Regions from separate parts of the Mus musculus genome. Here region 1 is linked to region 2. The links are chromatin loops, found by intact Hi-C in ENCODE. Cell type or tissue: heart. All regions are shown on one strand.

The links. Peaks named below come from ENCODE experiments on the same cell type or tissue, not always from the same donor. Only the 100,000 strongest peaks of a DNase experiment are listed, where the experiment ranks them.
Region 1: it touches region 2 in a loop (4-fold over the local background); 12 of 42 quality-filtered maps call a loop at or near these places.

The regions. Positions count from the first base shown.
Region 1 is chr2:60,907,057-60,915,056 of GRCm38, reverse strand. It overlaps a transcript of Rbms1 not described here. Among named protein-coding and RNA genes, the nearest start is that of Rbms1, 30 kb to the right of the region's middle. In heart, a CTCF peak has its summit at 7,183; DNase peaks (open chromatin) are centred at 3,986 and 6,766; H3K4me3 peaks cover 1,161 bases; H3K27ac peaks cover 2,039 bases.
Region 2 is chr2:61,451,571-61,459,570 of GRCm38, reverse strand. Gm39835 (a long non-coding RNA gene) reads left to right here and starts at 7,501. Exons shown (of 3, transcript XR_866363.2): 1 at 7,501-7,605; 2 at 7,684-7,786. Gm33753 (a long non-coding RNA gene) reads right to left here and starts at 6,629. Exons shown (of 4, transcript XR_374566.2): 1 at 6,424-6,629; 2 at 6,192-6,294; 3 at 5,796-5,865; 4 at 5,479-5,724. In heart, CTCF peaks have their summits at 3,454 (motif pointing right) and 4,911 (motif pointing right); DNase peaks (open chromatin) are centred at 4,970 and 5,640; H3K4me3 peaks cover 803 bases; H3K27ac peaks cover 1,417 bases.

The sequences.
Region 1 (8,000 bases), 540 kb after region 2:
ACGGCTGCCTCTCTAAGTCCATTTTGGTACAGGAGCCAATCATGGATAGCTTACACTTATAAACATTTCATTCTAAATACTTGTGAGTCAAATTATAAAACTTCTACTAAAATTAGAAAACCGAAAGTCTTTTTATATCTGAGCTCTTGCTTTAAAAATAAAATCAAAGCAAAGTATTTCTGGACAGCCAAGGCTCTAGCTGCTGGAGTTTAAAGACCTTTCCTTATACTGCTTCTCAGCATTAGGGTGGCTGGTTCTAGCAGAGTATTGATGGCAGGAGACAATAAAATCAGCAGGTATAGCCATGTGCTACTTATGTGTAAGCTGAGATGTGTAGCTACGAGGCGCCAGTATTCCCTTCACTGTAGAGAGGTACCTTAATAAAGAACATTTCTTTGTGAGGTGGCACAGGCTTGTAGTCCCAGCACAATACAAACTTTCTTAGGTTTGGGAGTTCAAGATTAGCCTATAAGACTCTGTTTCATACATACAAACCAATAAAAAAAATCAAATCAAATACTTGAAGACATCTCAGTGACCAGTGATCCCAAAGGAAAATAAAGAGTGCCCAATGTCATTTGCCACCTGGAGTGACATCATTCAATCACTCTGCGGGAGTGTAAATTGGCCTAATCTTTGTAGAAGTGTTCAAGGGTTGTTTCTGTTTTTTTTAAGTAAATTACTGATGTTGTAATATACATTTGTAAAATAAATTTACAACTTATTGACATGTTTGCCACCCCTACTTTTAAGATCGCAGCTGGGAATGATCTGGCTTGAACTAACTGGAGTATGGACTCCTACATAACAATAAAAAAAGACCGATGCTGAAGGAGCAACATTGTTGAACCTGGAAGACATCCAGAGTTCAAGAGGTCATTTATTTAAAAAAAAAAAAATCAGTCCTTAGTCTATAAATCTCATTTACATAAAATCAGAAACAGGCAAAACTCATCTCTGGTGAGAGATATCACATAAAGGTTGGAGAGGGGGTTGGTAAGAAATGAAGATGGAGGAGGATCTTGCGGATGGAACGGCCCACCCTGTGCCTTGGGAGTGATCTTAACATGGCAGGGACAATCGAACCCTTCGTCTGTGGTTTGTTTTTGTTTTTGTTTTTGTTTTCTGTGTTAATTATATGCCAGTATTTTCTTTTTTGTTTGTTTTTTTTTTGTTTTTGTTTTGTTTTGTTTTGTTTTGTTTTGTTTTGTTTTGTTTTGTTTTAAGAAGCCCTCTTCCCTTACTGAAAAGATTGCAGTCTGATGAATGAAGAGGGACTATGAGAAAGTGTTCTCCACAGAACTTCGTGGAGAAAGAAAAGGGCTGCCTCTGGTACTAGGAGAACTCAAAGGATTGTTAGAGAGGAGAACCTACAATGGACAACATGGCTTGAGTACCAAGATGTCTCAGGATGGCACTGAGAGCCCATTGAACAGATTTTGATGAAGAGGAGACGATGGGGGATGGGGAAGGGATGGATTGCCAGCAGTAAAGGGAGGAGAAAGTGGTATGCAGAGGCTCTTCCTGGGATGCCTCCCACATTCCTTTGCTAGGGAGTTGACTCCCAGAAGGTCAGTTAGAGCACATGATTGATGGCAGAGCTGGGGTGGGAGCCTCCTAAGTACAGAGTTAGTCTACATGTTAGGTCTGTTCCCCCTTTGTATGATGCTGGGGATGTTGGGTTCTGCTTCCTTCACGAGGTAGAGCCTCGTGAAGAAAAATGCTTCCTGCCAGGAGAAGCCTTTATGTTCCTGGGTACTGGAAGGCATGGGCCCTCCATAAATTGCCTTTCATCCACATGAACAATAGGTGTATACAACTGGACCCCTCCCCCAACCATGGTGGATCAGTGGGGCCCAGAGGCATTTCCTACTTCTTGCCCAGATTCTCTTAAAACTCAGCCAATGCCCCCGCTTGATCACAGGAATAGTACTGGAACAGATAGTGTAATCCTCTTGTATTTTTGAAGTCACTTGAAAACTATCTCAGGGTGTTTTCCGTATAGATCCTAAATCCCTTAAATAAGGAAATATCTAACATGACTCACCATATCCCTTGGGTCTTGCACTGGTTTTGGCCCCTGATTCTTTTGCAGCTGCAGCTGGTTGTGTTGCCTGTGCTGTGGACCACTCCTCTATAGCTGCAGCCTTCACAATCTGAACATTTCCTGTGTTACACATCCGAGTGGTGCAAAAATGGTATGAGACGTTGCCCATCAAACCCTCGCAAAGCTGACCGAAGCCCCATCTGCACGCGCTGCCTGTGTTTATATTGCTATAGACATTTCAGGTTTCGTTTGTCAGCTACAAAATTGGTCACATTTCAACCTCTGTTACCCCTGCACTGTAACTGATGGAAAGATGAAGAGATGAAGATTGTATTGGTGAATACTGGATTGGAGTGTTGGCGTTTCTGACAGAACTGGCAATTTTCAAATTGAGTGAGGCGTCAGGCTGCCTTTGCTTTATGGATTTTATTTCAGTTTCTTATGGATTAGATACCAGTCTTGCTAATTGTGTTAAACTGGGAGAGGCCACAGGACAGTGAGAACAGCCTCGAAGGAACCTTTCAGAAGGGCCCAAATGGGGCTGCAAGCTGTGTAAAAAATAAGACTGTAGCAGGCAGGATTGGAGTAGCCCAGTGTCACCAACAGCATACAGTGGGACTCTGGGGGGCTGTGGGGGTAGCCTTTAGAGCACCCACTGCCAATTCGCCATTCTGTTTGTTTAAATGTAGGTGTAGTCTTCCTTTTGCTCATCTGAACAGCCCCAGAGCTTGAGTGCAAGCTTAGAGAGTACCTCCTTTTAAAAAGAAAATTCCCATTTTCGGTTCATCTAGCTAATCCATTTCTCCGTTTAGAAATAATATCCATGCTTATACCTTTATCTATTTAAATATTTTTCCAGCATAATTTCATGGTAGGGAAACAAAGCCATCTCCTCCACAGCAAACAAGATGGGGGTGTAAATCTAGCACTGATCTACCCAGGCTTACAATCCTTGAAAAATCCTCCCACAGCTAGCTGCATTAATATTCATGACATGAAAATAAAAGGCAGCTTGTGGGTTGGGCAAAGGTGAGTTCTGGAATGGGCTTCCAGGATGGGAAAGCCTGGAGGCTAGGTTTGTCCAGCCACCCCTTCCCACCTTCAAATCCCAGCCAAGCTTAGAATTCCTTTGCTGAACACAGCCTTTCTAAGTGTTAGAAAGCATGCACTTTCGGACACCAATGTACATCCCGGAACCCACGCAGTTCCGGGAACCGTGCACTTCCGGGAACCCGAGCACTTCCGGAAACCCATTACTCCCCTAGCTTCCATTTAATTTACTTTAGTTGCCAGTGAGAATAAGGATGAGACCAATGCAGCAAGAAACCTGGAGGGTGAGCTTTGCAGGTCGTGACACTCAGAGATGTGTTCAGTCCCACGTAAACGTGAATGAAGCGGGACCACTCAATCTTCCTAGTTGCCCCTTTCATTCAGAATAAAACTTTGGAAGCAAGTTGGGCAGTGACGTTTAGAAAGACACGGGGTAACAAATCAACTCAAAGCTTTGTGGCTTGAAACAGTTGTAATTTAGTATTTCTCACGATCGGGAAGTTTGACGGCGCCTGGCTGTTTTGCGGGCACTGGATGGGATGTGCCTGTGAGCTACATTCAGCCAGTTTACTCAGCTACATTCAGTTAGCAGTTCAAAGCTACGTGTGATGGTGATACACTCCTGTACTTCTCGCCTCATGGGATTCGGAAGCAGGAGAATTGCTTGATTCTGGGAGTTCACTGCCAGCCTGGTCAACATGGCAATTGCCTGTCACAAATAAGCAAGCAAGCAAGCAAACTAGCACACAGCTGAGCACTTGCCCGGACTAAGAAGCCCATTTCACTGTTAACAGCTGGCTTATCTTGCCTTGCTGTTAGCTTTTCTCTCTCTTCACACAGGTAGTCTGGTGTGTGTCACTTCTGCTGGCTTCATTTCTTGCCTCGTGGCTGGCTTCCAAGATACTGAGTTAAAGCGGCCAGGCACATGTGACTTACTCTGTTGGTCAAAGCAGGCTACCATACCAGCTGATACGGGTGCAGTGGTGTGCCCATGGCTGAAAGAAAGGAATCCACAGTGGCTGCTTGCAGATTACCAATTCAAGCTATTTCCATGTGTTGCCTAACCATTTTAGAGAACCTGCTAATTTTAACTTGCTGCCGTGAAGATTATGCAACCCTGCTTAGTGGGTGCACTGCGCAGGGGACTTTTTAAATCCAAATAATGTTGATCAAAACTCCTCCCCCAACCTGCTTTTGGTTATTTATACTTATTAAATAATAGCTTGCTTCTGTGATGGAATGTTGATTTATGTTTTGTAACTAAGTCTTTTGGATAATTTGATGAATGCATTCTTAATTGGGAGCAAATTTAGACAGAATTGATTTAGTCTAGACCAGGATCTTCTTCTGGTATTGCGGCATCAGATCCTGGTTGGCCTCTTCTTGTAATCCCTCCTATTTCCTGGAGGAATGATACAAGTTCATTTTCTCATATTCAGGAATGGTCTTAAAAAACAAGTGTAAATTTTTTGGCAGGGAAAAATAAGGCTGGCATAGAAAGTCCCAAGATAACCAGGGTTACACTGTGAGGCCCCATCTTGAAAAATCCAAATTAAGTAATTAGTTAATTAATGAATTAAGCTAGAATTTTAACATGGAAAAATTTCAAATACAAAGACTACTCTAAGGTTTGATAAGTACAAATAACTGACATTCCTAATTATAAAATGTGTTTTATAACTCATAAATATTTAGTTCTCTGAAGAAAGGAAGATAGAAGTTATAGTATTGATGTTCTGGGCACCTTTAGCAAGCTGTCTAACTTCAGACCTTTGTTTTAATAAACCGAGAATAATTTATTCTCTGCTTACCTCAGATGGTATGTATAAAGCTTAATGAAAAAAAAAACTATTTAGGACCACATATAAGATATAACTGGGCAGACAAAGTATCTATGTGCAAAAAGTGAGAAACAAATTATTTAGATAGGTGATAAACAGATAAATGGATAGGTGGATGGATAGATAGGCAGATGGACAGACACACTTAAAGGTAAATAGACAGATGACTCCCTTTCCAAAGGTCTTAATCTCATTACAGTATTTCTAATAGCAGCCAAATATGGTGACACAGGCCTTTAATGGAGGCACCCGGGAAGCAGACACAGGCAGATATGAGTTCAAGGCCAAGCTGGTCTATATACCAAGTTATTAACTAAGCCACAGTAATGGTTTAAAATAAGTCTAGTCATTTCTAGAGATGATTGGCAATAGCTAGTTTGTTTGTTTGTTTGTTTGTTTGTTTGTTTCCCTGCTCTGCTTAGTTCTACAAATTCTATAGAAAATCTGGGTCAGGCTGAACTTTGTTGGCTGAATTTCAACCCCTTTCAATGTCTGTTCTGGGAAGGTTGTTGACAGACAGAGTGACGACAGGACTCAGGACTGGGCTCCTTCTTTGAACTATGGTACCCTTTGCATGTCTCCCTTTCATTGACAGTTCTTTGATTCTTTGCAATTGAAATTCCCTTTCACGACAGACTGATAAGTCTTTTTAGAAGATAATTATAAAATAAAAAGAATTCAAGATTTCTGGTGGTCATAAAATATTTGCCATATTCAATGGTTTGCTTCTACATTTTTTCAAGGATTGAATGAACTACTTGTGACTGTTGGGACTTAAAATAATTAAAATAAAATGCACAGATCTCCAGTCACATTAACTATATACCCAGTCACTGTATATGTATGTGCCCAGCATCACAGCAACATTATAATGGACAGCAATGTCACAGGACCTACTTTTCCAACCCATGTGGTACTGTTTCTCTTCTTCAGAGTCTCCTTTTCACCTCATGTGTTTTGAATAAGCAACAAGGAGAAGAGAGTGCAAATATTTACTGTTTGTTAAATGTGTTAAATTGATGGCAATTGAATAGACCAGTCTGCCAACTGGACTAACTTTTAAATCCTTAAAATTTAATTTGTATATAGTGTTTCCTAGAGATGGTTGTAAAAAAAAGTTTTTTTTTTTTTTGCTTGTTCTCTTAGATTTATTTATTTATTTTATGTGTATGGATGTTTGCCTACTTTATATATGTGCATCACCTGCATACCTGGTGCCCTGGAGAGCAAGAAGAGGCCATTAAATTCCCTGAAACTGGAGTTAGGATGGCTATGAACCACCATATGAGTGTTGGGAGCCAAACCCAAGTCCTCTGCAAGAGCAGCAAGCACGCTTATCTCCTAAGCCATTTCTCCTATTTGCTGATCTGTTAACTTGCTTGCTTACATCGACTTTACAACAGCTCGAATCACCTGACAATTAACCCTTCTTGCGAATTGGTGACCACACATTTTGCATTGAATATTTCATTATTTAAAAAAAAAAAAAAAAAAAAAAAAAAAAAAAAAACCTTACTACAGACTTCTTTTCCACTGGGAAAGTATGCTCATATTAAAGTTTGTTGAAGTAATGTATGCCCTTTTCTCAGTTTAAACAGAATTTCTAATCCAAGATCTGTGCGGATCTTGACATCTGCCAGTTAAAATATTGACTTTAAATAGAGAGGTCATAAAAACTGTGAGATTAAAATGATTCGGCGCTCTGAGTCCTTATCACACAGCTCACAGTAAATGGAGATTGCGCAATGCTGGGTTGAAGAAGCTGTAGGGTTCCGCTGTGCAGACGTGCTCCTAAGATATTCCAAAGCGGGTTTAAATCACAGTGCGTCCTGATGAGAGACTGATATTTTAAAAATGCTCGGGAGCAAGAATTTACTTTGTGTTGAAGGGTTGCTGAAAGGCATTAAGATAGTGCCACGAAGCTCTGGCAGGAAAAAGAGCAGTTCCCAAAGCCAAGCCACAGTTCTTGGGATCAGAATTAGAAAATTTTGTGTAAGCGTCGTGGTTCACCAGAGATGCCTTCCTTAACGGAAGTCTGTTTTCCACCTTCATATTGATATAATTTATGCAAGTCTGGGAAACCAAATTCTACCTTAATGTCACTTAATGTTTGTCACTTGGGCCAAACTTTAGTGATTTTTTTATTTTGAAACCGAAAGTGAACTTTTGTGGCCCAAATCTTACATGCCACATTAACTATCTTGTCAAGAATAGCTGCGTACCAGTGGGATCCGGCAGTTAGTGATAGCGACTCCTATTGGATCTTGGAGAAAGAAAGATGTGGGAAGACTAGGCTGCTGGGGCAAGCTCCCTAACTTAATTCTCCTTGTCTCTAGGTAACTGGACAGGCTACTTTGACTATGTTCATAAATTCTAAGACATTAAGTGAAACATTTGTCAACAATGTTTCCTAATACCTGAGTTGGGAGACTTCAAAGTAGACAGAGCTTTAAAGTCTGGCTGGCCTCCCTTCTCTCAAAGTTTCTTCCTTTCCATGCTATCCCTTTCCCCCAAACATTTTAGATGTTTTGTTTGAACTTAAGGCAGGTCATTTCTTAGGGTGGGCATGCAGTCTTTAACCGGAATTTCTCTGAAGATTGAAGATACCGAGCAGTTATTGCTGTAGCGCCGTGAGAATTTGCACCTGTCTAAGAGCTTATCATTAAAATGCCACTTCTCTGAGGAGAGCATTCATGATACTTTAGTGACCCAGTGCTAACCCTGAAGTCTGGAAGATGGGATGCCAGGGGAATCCAAAAGTGACATCAGGGGAATGGTTGGTTCGGTGACACACACTAGTGAGAATGTCACTGTTACCTGTTCTAGCAGGCACTTGCAGACAGACACTCTTTGACAAAGCTTTCTCAAGTCTTCCCTTTCAGTCTCTTTCTCCCTGTGTATCACTCACTTTCCTGTTGCTGTTTATGGGGACTGCCGACCTATCAGGCTGGATTCAAGGTTTTCATCTTGGATCTGTTTTTTGGGTTTTGTTTTTTCTGGAGGTAAACCACTTTGTTTGTTATGAAAGTCTGGTCTAGCATTTACTCTCCTAAGTTCACTGT
Region 2 (8,000 bases):
GATCATGAACTTCCACATGGTTTCTGGTGGGCCAGATAGACACATGGCCTCCTGGAGCAGTTCAGAAAACAGACCTCAACATGGTCCCTGTGACAGAACAGACCACAGACCTTAACATGACTTTCTGGTGACAGCATGGACTATGGATGTCAACACAGTCTTCTGTGGCAGCCCTGACCATGGATGTCAACATAGGCTCTGGTGGCAGCACTGACCATGGACACTGACATTTGTTCCCAGCTCAGATTTTGAGACGAAGTCTTTCTATGTAGGTTCACTGGCCTGTAGCCCACTTATATAGATTGGGCTGGTTTCTTTTTATAAATTTATTTTCATTTTATGTTCATTAGTATTTTGCCTGCATGTATGTCTGTGTGAGGTGTCAGAAGCCCTGGAACAAGAGTTACAGATGGTTGTGAGCTGTCATGTGGATGCTGGGATTTGAACCCAGGTCCTCTGGAGGAGCCGTCAGAGCCTCTCACCACTGGGCCATCTCTGCAGCCACCCCAACCCCTCAGTTCCTTTGTGTGTGTTATCTATCAATGTTAATCATGTTGAAAGTTAGAAAAGAATGTTGAAACACTTAATACCTCACTTAAAAACTGTTAAATGTTATATTAGTTGAGTGTTACTTTTGGAAATAATTACTTTGGAAAATGAAAAATCGAATGGTAAAAGTAGCTTTCATTAAAAAAGAAATTCTGGAGCCTGGCATGGTGGCACACGCCTTTAATCCGAGCACTTGGGAGGCAGAGGCAGGCAGATTTCTGAGTTCGAGGCCAGCCTGGTCTACAAAGTGAGTTCCAGGACAGCCAAGGCTACACAGAGAAACCCTGTCTTGAAAAACAAAACAAAACAGAACAAACAAACAAACAAACAAAAAGCAACAAAGAAATTCTGCAAATCTCTAAAGTAGCTGGGTTTTTTACATCTGTTTCTGTATTTAATCTATATGGTGCTCTGATTGAAGCATGCAGAAAAACAATCTAGCCTCACACTGACATACAGCTAGAAAAAAAAACTAAGAGCACCACTTAATAGTCATTTCAGATAGCTCTCCCTTTCTTCTCTAAATTTACCAAAACTCAACGAGTGTCAGTTTCATAGAGATTGACTGCAGAGCAGTATCTGAAATCAAGCGAGAACTTTCTTTATGCGTTCATGCTAGAATGCGTAGGTTTGCATTGCCCTTTGGTGAGATTATTGACTCATGAGCGCCTTCAGTCACTGGCCGTTTGGAAAGCTGTTTGCTGAGTTCCATAGCTGTACATACAAGGGTGCTGTTGGGTTCACAGCGGTCAAGGCGAGGTTTTCAAGATTCTATTTCTGTCAAGAAAGCTCACATTGATTCATAGGCAGTAATCCTGTCAACTGTATTCTTTGACGTGCCAGGTTTAATTGGTTCGTATCTGAGAAAATTCCTGAACATACTATTAAGATATGTGACTGAATAACCATGATGTGTCCTTCATTCTTCTGTGGGAATAGAAATGATGTTTTGACAGAAAGGCAGCTAGTTTACTTTACAACTCACTTGTGCTCTTGCATCTCCTTGACACAACTTAGGCACCTGGAGACAGACACTGCAGAAGTGCTGGACACAGCATCCACCTTATGCCCTGGGATGTTAAAATGGCTATACCTAAAAGAGTAACATTAATACAATTATCAATTTGAGCTGTATCATCAAATATATGTGTGTGTATGTGTGTGTGTGTGTGTGTGTGTGTGTGAGTGTATATATGTGTGTGTGTATATAGCACTAAAAGATACAATATCAACTTGCACAGCTTGGCACCCCAAATCTTAGTTTTGCAACAACAACAAAAATGTTTAAGCCTTGTGGAAGTTCTACAAATGTCACGGAGCTTCTTCCCAGGTGGCCCGGAAGTCACACTGATAATTGCTAGCTACATATAGGATTCTCCAGCCCAATTGTGGGGTCTCATGGTCTTTTTAGTTCCCCTTTAGCTATGTTCAAGCATCTGACCCTGGGACCAACATTGGTTGGTTCCTTATAATTTGATGCAGTACCAGGACCCTGGAAAGCTGCTCTCTAGGCCTTTGTGACAAGCATCATGGTTCAGTCTCTGCTTCCCCTTAGTTTGAGAAGCTGCTAATGATAAAAGAGTCATTTCAAAGCTCAGATCAGCAGCTGGGTAGATGGCTTATTTTCTTTAACTACATAATTCCCCTACTTGGGGACTTCCATCCTTTACCAACAGTCTAGATCTGAAAACAAACCCTCTACCTTCTATCACAGTCCACAGTCCACTTCAGCAAAAATTTTATCTTTTGAATTCACAAAGAACAGCTCTAATGCTTCTTTGTTTGTTTGTTTGTTTGTTTGGTTGGTTGGTTTTTCGAGACAGGGTTTCTCTGTGTAGCCCTGGCTGTCCTGGAACTCACTCTGCAGACCAGGCTGGCCTTGAACTCAGAAATCTGCCTGCCTCTGCCTCCCAAGTGCTGAGATTAAAGGCGTGTACCACCACCGCCTGGCAGCTCTAATGCTTTTTAAACAATAATTGTTTAAAACTCTTGTCATATAAGTGCCACCTGCTGATTGTGTCACTCAGTATTCTTATTTACCTTTCCCCACCAGTCAGTCAAACATCCTGGACACCTCAGTTCACAAAACAACAAAGCAAAAGGAGGAGAGACAGACTTGGGCTGAAGTTTTTGCAGGCACTTACAAACTTCTTCTTTAACCAAGTTTTCACCCACTTCAATCTTGTCATCTATAAAACGGGGATAATTTTTCTTTCCTCCTAATTTGCCTCTGAGGCTAGGGACTTAATGAGAAAAAAAACCGTCTTAAGGAACAAACTCAAGGCTGGATGTGGTTTACAAGTGTGGATTAGAGACAGGATTCCCTAACTTTATATTCCTAGGTCATTAGCTATTATGGAGGCAAAGATAGGTTAGGAAGCGATCAGAGACACATGACATCCCATAATACCCAGATGAGGAATGGGAAAGTACTTATGCCCGTTGGTCTCAGCAAGGCACACGGGCAAGCCCAACACCAGGGCAGGAAAGGGTGTTATTTCATCAAAAAAAAAAAAAAAAAAAAAAAAAAGTCAGTATCACTGAGTCATCATTTATCTATCCTCATACACTGCTTCTTATAGGCATCCTAAAAATAGAAAAATATTAATATCCCCTTGCGGTGAGTTATTAAAAAAAGAAGAAGAAGGCAGATTATGTATTCTAGAAAGGTCTTCACATCCCGGAAGCAAGGATTCTTAGTAGTGGCTATTCATTCTGAGTGTCAGCAATGGACTAAAACCCAAGGCAAATCAAATCCAAAATAAAACAATTTCCCCCAGTTTAATGACTGAAGGAGAAAAGTATTGCCAATATTTGCCCAGGCACAAAATTGCCAGCCCCTGAATGAACTTGGTGGGTAGTCACGGAGTATCTTTCCTGAGCACCGCAGGATAGTCAGTGCACCGGCAGGGGGCGCTTGCTGGCTTGTTGCTTCTAACCTGTTCTCAGCAGTGCTTCTCTGAAGGCCCCTCCTCCTCCGGATCTATCAATGCCTCTGTGTAAGTAGAGAAATTTCACCTTCATAACTTATTCATGGTTAGAAAGAAAGAACAACCTTGGGGAGACTCTCTGGGGAGAGGCCTGGCCTGTCTTCCACTCTCTAGGGATAGCCCTCATTCAGTCTTGTCTGGGATCGATGGAGCAGGTTCCTTTAATTTAGAACACTCGAACCGAGGCAAGATGCTGACCTTTCTGTGTGCATCTTAAAGTGGGAGCAACACAGAGTCCTCAGGAATTGCAAGGGCAAGATATGGAACGACGTTGATGGGAAAGAGCTTTGGTTTGAGCCTGATGGCTAGTAACAGGCAGTGGGTTGGAGGGATGATGATGAGGGTGAGCCAGATCGCATTATTTCTGAAGTAAGTGTCCCAATGTCTGACAGTAACTGTTGTTTCATAGAACAACAACAACAAAAGCCCTCAGCTATCTATAAAGTGGATAATACTTAATAAAATACATAAGTAGTTGAAACTAAGAGAAACATTCTTCTAGAGAAGTTCAGAAGCCACAATACAGTCATGAAACAAAATGAAGAACACTCTTTGATTCTAATCTTGGATGGCATCTATACCAATGAAATACCAGAAAATGAGAACACGGGTCCAACGCCCAGCTGATGCAGCACTTGTCAGTCATCCATCTCATCCCCTGATGTTCAGAGTGAACGTTCAGACAATCATTCAGACTGAGGATGCCTTCGGCTGAAGTGTTCCTGGAAAGGAGTGTCATGGACACACTCATCAAAGATGGATAAATTTGCTACTGCTATCAAGTTGCTGAATATTAACTTATAATTTATGGGCTGTATTAATTATGGGAAATTTCACATCTGCAACAATACAACCCATAAGCAACATTTAGCTTAACATTTAAGAGTCTCGTCTAAAACAAATAATTCTATAGTAGTAGCAATAATGTCTAGACTTGGGACTTTCCACGTAAGGAGCATGCAAAATGCCTCTACAAAATTTAACCCCCTATAAAGACAAATCTTTAGCTTCTGTAGAAAGTAGAGGCTAGGGAGCCTGAAGCACATAGCATGCTTGCGTTGTGCAGATACATCGAATCACACAATAGGCAGGTGTAATAAGCAGAAACAGATGCGGCTCCCTAGTGCAGCCCTTAGCAGCTTTCACTCCCAGAGGTATTTTTATTGGCATACAAAAGAATGAGCGTTGAGGGTATGTTTTTAAGACAATTTTGAATTATCAAGGAAAAATTTCACAGAACGCCCAGAAAACAGGTCGAAGATCGAATTACACGAGGGTCCACCACCCTCCTCTGAAGGACATTTCTTCTTTGTTGAGAAGGCTCTGCAGAGCTCTTTGCGGGGAATTTGCAGGTTGACTGCGGAGCTGAAAAGTTTCACTAGGGGGCAGCCTATCACCGAACTGTGAGCTGATTCTGCATCTGATTTCAATAAGAAACTGGCCCAGGGACTCGCACATTCTCGGCACAGCTTCTAAAGGAAAATTGATGCGTCTATAAAATGCCGAATCAGCATAGTCACAGGAGGTGAGCAAAGGAAGGGAAAAGTCTTGCATAACATTAAGAGCCCCGCAGAAATCAGTGGTTAGGCATACAAATGCGGTGTGCTTTGAGCACACAAATCTCATGATGTGGATGTGCCTGTATGTAGACCAGGGGACATTAAAAAGAGCCGTAGTTTTGCTTTTAACACATGCACACGCAGTTAAAGGCACACGATCCAATTCAACATTTTGTAATTTGGAAGGAACCAAAGGGAAGAGGAACTGATTAACTCTTCAGACCCCAGGTTTAAGCTGCGCCGAAAGCCATGGTCAGGTGGTTCTCCACTGCTGGGTGACTTCTGTTTGACCCTATACATCCTTTCGAATGCTTTTCCTCTTTGCCACTCTTTCTCATGCATTTTATATTCCTCAAGTGTTCTCACCTAACAAAACCAACAGTCTCAGCCCCGATGAGAGTCATGACTATTTTTGTAACCGGGCTCAGAATGGTCTCAGAACACTGCGCCGAGGCAATATTAGTAATGTGATATCTGGAAGCCGTGTGAGCAGCCGGGCTGTCTGCTCTCATTGTGTCCGTGATTGTAAAAGGCAGCTGTGAGCTCTGGCATCCCTGAGTGACTGGTGTGACCTTGTGTGGTCTGGGAACCAGCTGAGGGTGGCCTGGCATGCTGTCACCGGAGACCTGCAGGCAACACAAGGTGGTAATGGAGGACTGTGTAGAAACTTAGGAGCTGTGCCCAGAATCCTGCTTACCTTGTGCATGGAGCTTTAAAATGACAAAGGAAGTTACTAGATTAGACATGGCGTCCACACAAGCTCAGGCCTGAAAAAAAAAAAAAAAAAAAAAAACACTTATCCAGCAAGGTCAAAACTAGAACTGAGACAGTAGAGAGTATTTTTGGATTCTAGTTCCACCTCTTGCTACGAGAATGGGCAAGTTATTTGCCCCTTTTTTTGTTTTAGGCTCCTCTTCAATAAAAGGATGCTTAGAATAGCTCCTGCGTGCAGGGCTACTATTGTTATTTCTTGTGATAGAGATGAGAGAAGTGGACTTATGGGAAGGCTGTTTCTTCATTTGTAACATGGAGATAATAGAATCTGCTCTCTAGACTTGTTGGAAGAGTTGCTGAGCTCTTGTGAAGTGCTTACAGTGGTATCTGATAACTATTGATTGCCCGATAACTAGTATATCTGATGCTCCTCAAAGCTGAAGTGGGGATGGTGCTGTCCATTCCAGAGGGTTCCAGGGCTCCTGGAAGGAATGAATAGGTTCAATGTATTGCATTCATCCAGGGTGTTCAGCCAACGATGCCGATTCATTTTAGTACTTGGCATGAGAATTCTCTTGCTTATTTTACCTGGTATCTATGTATGTACTCACCCTAGAAAGACACCTGAGTTCTGAAGTGGAAACCTAGAGAACTCAGTCAGTCCTCAGCAGCAGATCCCCTCTCCTGTGTTCTGGAGCCTCTGGTAACCTAAGAAAAAGTGTGTGCCCATCCGCCATTTTTCACACACAATCTGGAGCCTTTCCATGTGTCGTGACGCCCACTAGGGTTTCCTGGAAACCTGTAAGGGCTGGGAAAAGAAGCCCTGCAATGTAAAGAAGAATATCTTAATCCAGATTTGGGCATCACAAATGGGGATAAGAAGATGTTTCTGAAATTGGCACAATATCTATGGTTCCCAGACTTGTGGCAGGAGTCCCATCACCTGGAATAGCCCATAAAACCAAGCTTCTCAGGCAATCCCAGCAGCTGTCGTAAGATTGTCAGTTCTAAAGTTTCAGTATATGCCCTGCCCCAAATTTTGCATGCTGGGAAGAGTTCCCAGTGTATTAGTGTTGAGTAATGGTACCTTTAAAAGATGAAGGCTCTGCCCTCATGGGGATTAATGCTGATTTTGGAGCAGGTTCATGTTATAAAAAGAAATTCAGCTCTCTCTCACTCTTTCCCCCTTACCTCCTCCTGCTTCTTTACCTCCCTCCCCACCCCTTACCTCCTCTCACCTCCCACCCTGGGCAAGGGTGTATCTCATGGTCTCTCATATTAGACTTTTCAGCTTCTGGAATTGAGTGAAGAAATCACCTTTGTCTAACCTTTCTGTTCTCTCTAGGCCCTTGCCTGATTGACTGGTGCCTGTAATCATGGTCACTTCATTGGGTCCCTGTATTAGTCAGAGTTCTCTAGAGTCACAGAACTTATGGGTAGTCTCTATATAATAAAGGAATTTGTTGATGACTTACAGTCTATAGTCCAACTCCCAACAATGGTCAACAGCAGCTGTGAATGGAAGTCCAAGGATCTAGTAGTTGCTCAGTCCCACAAGGCAAGCAGGCAAAGGAGAGAGAGAGGGGGGGAGAGGGAGAGGGAGAGGGAGAGGAGACTATCTTCCTTCTTCCAATGTCCTTATGTAGGTCTCCAGCAGAAGGTGTAGCCCAGATTAAAGGTGTGTGCCACCACACCTTTAATGCCAGAAGACCTTGAACTCAGAGATCTCCCCTTGTCTTAATCTTCTGAAATTCACAGCCATTATGCCTCAAGATTTCCATGCCAAGATCCAGGTCAGAAACTTGTATGTCCCAGCCTCCAGATTAGGATCACTGGTAAGCCTTCTAACGCTGGTTTATAATTCATTCCAGATATAGTCAAGTTGACAACCAGGACTAGCCACTACAATTCCTCACCCGCCTCCTCTGGTCGCCCTCACAGACACCAGGAAGGACCACTTCAGCATTTCTCAAGGTGAGCCAGCTCCCAAAAGTAACCACCCGAGTGGGGCTTTGGAGGTGATGAAACCCAGAAAACTGAATTTTGTCTTTGTTTTGGCTTTTAAAGAAATTGGTTTCTAAGAGGAGAGAGAGAGAGGTCTAGTTCATTTTGAAACTTGGCATAACTCTTATTTAACTGATACTTCTGAAAGCATGAGAACGAGGATATAAAAATGGTGGAGTACAAT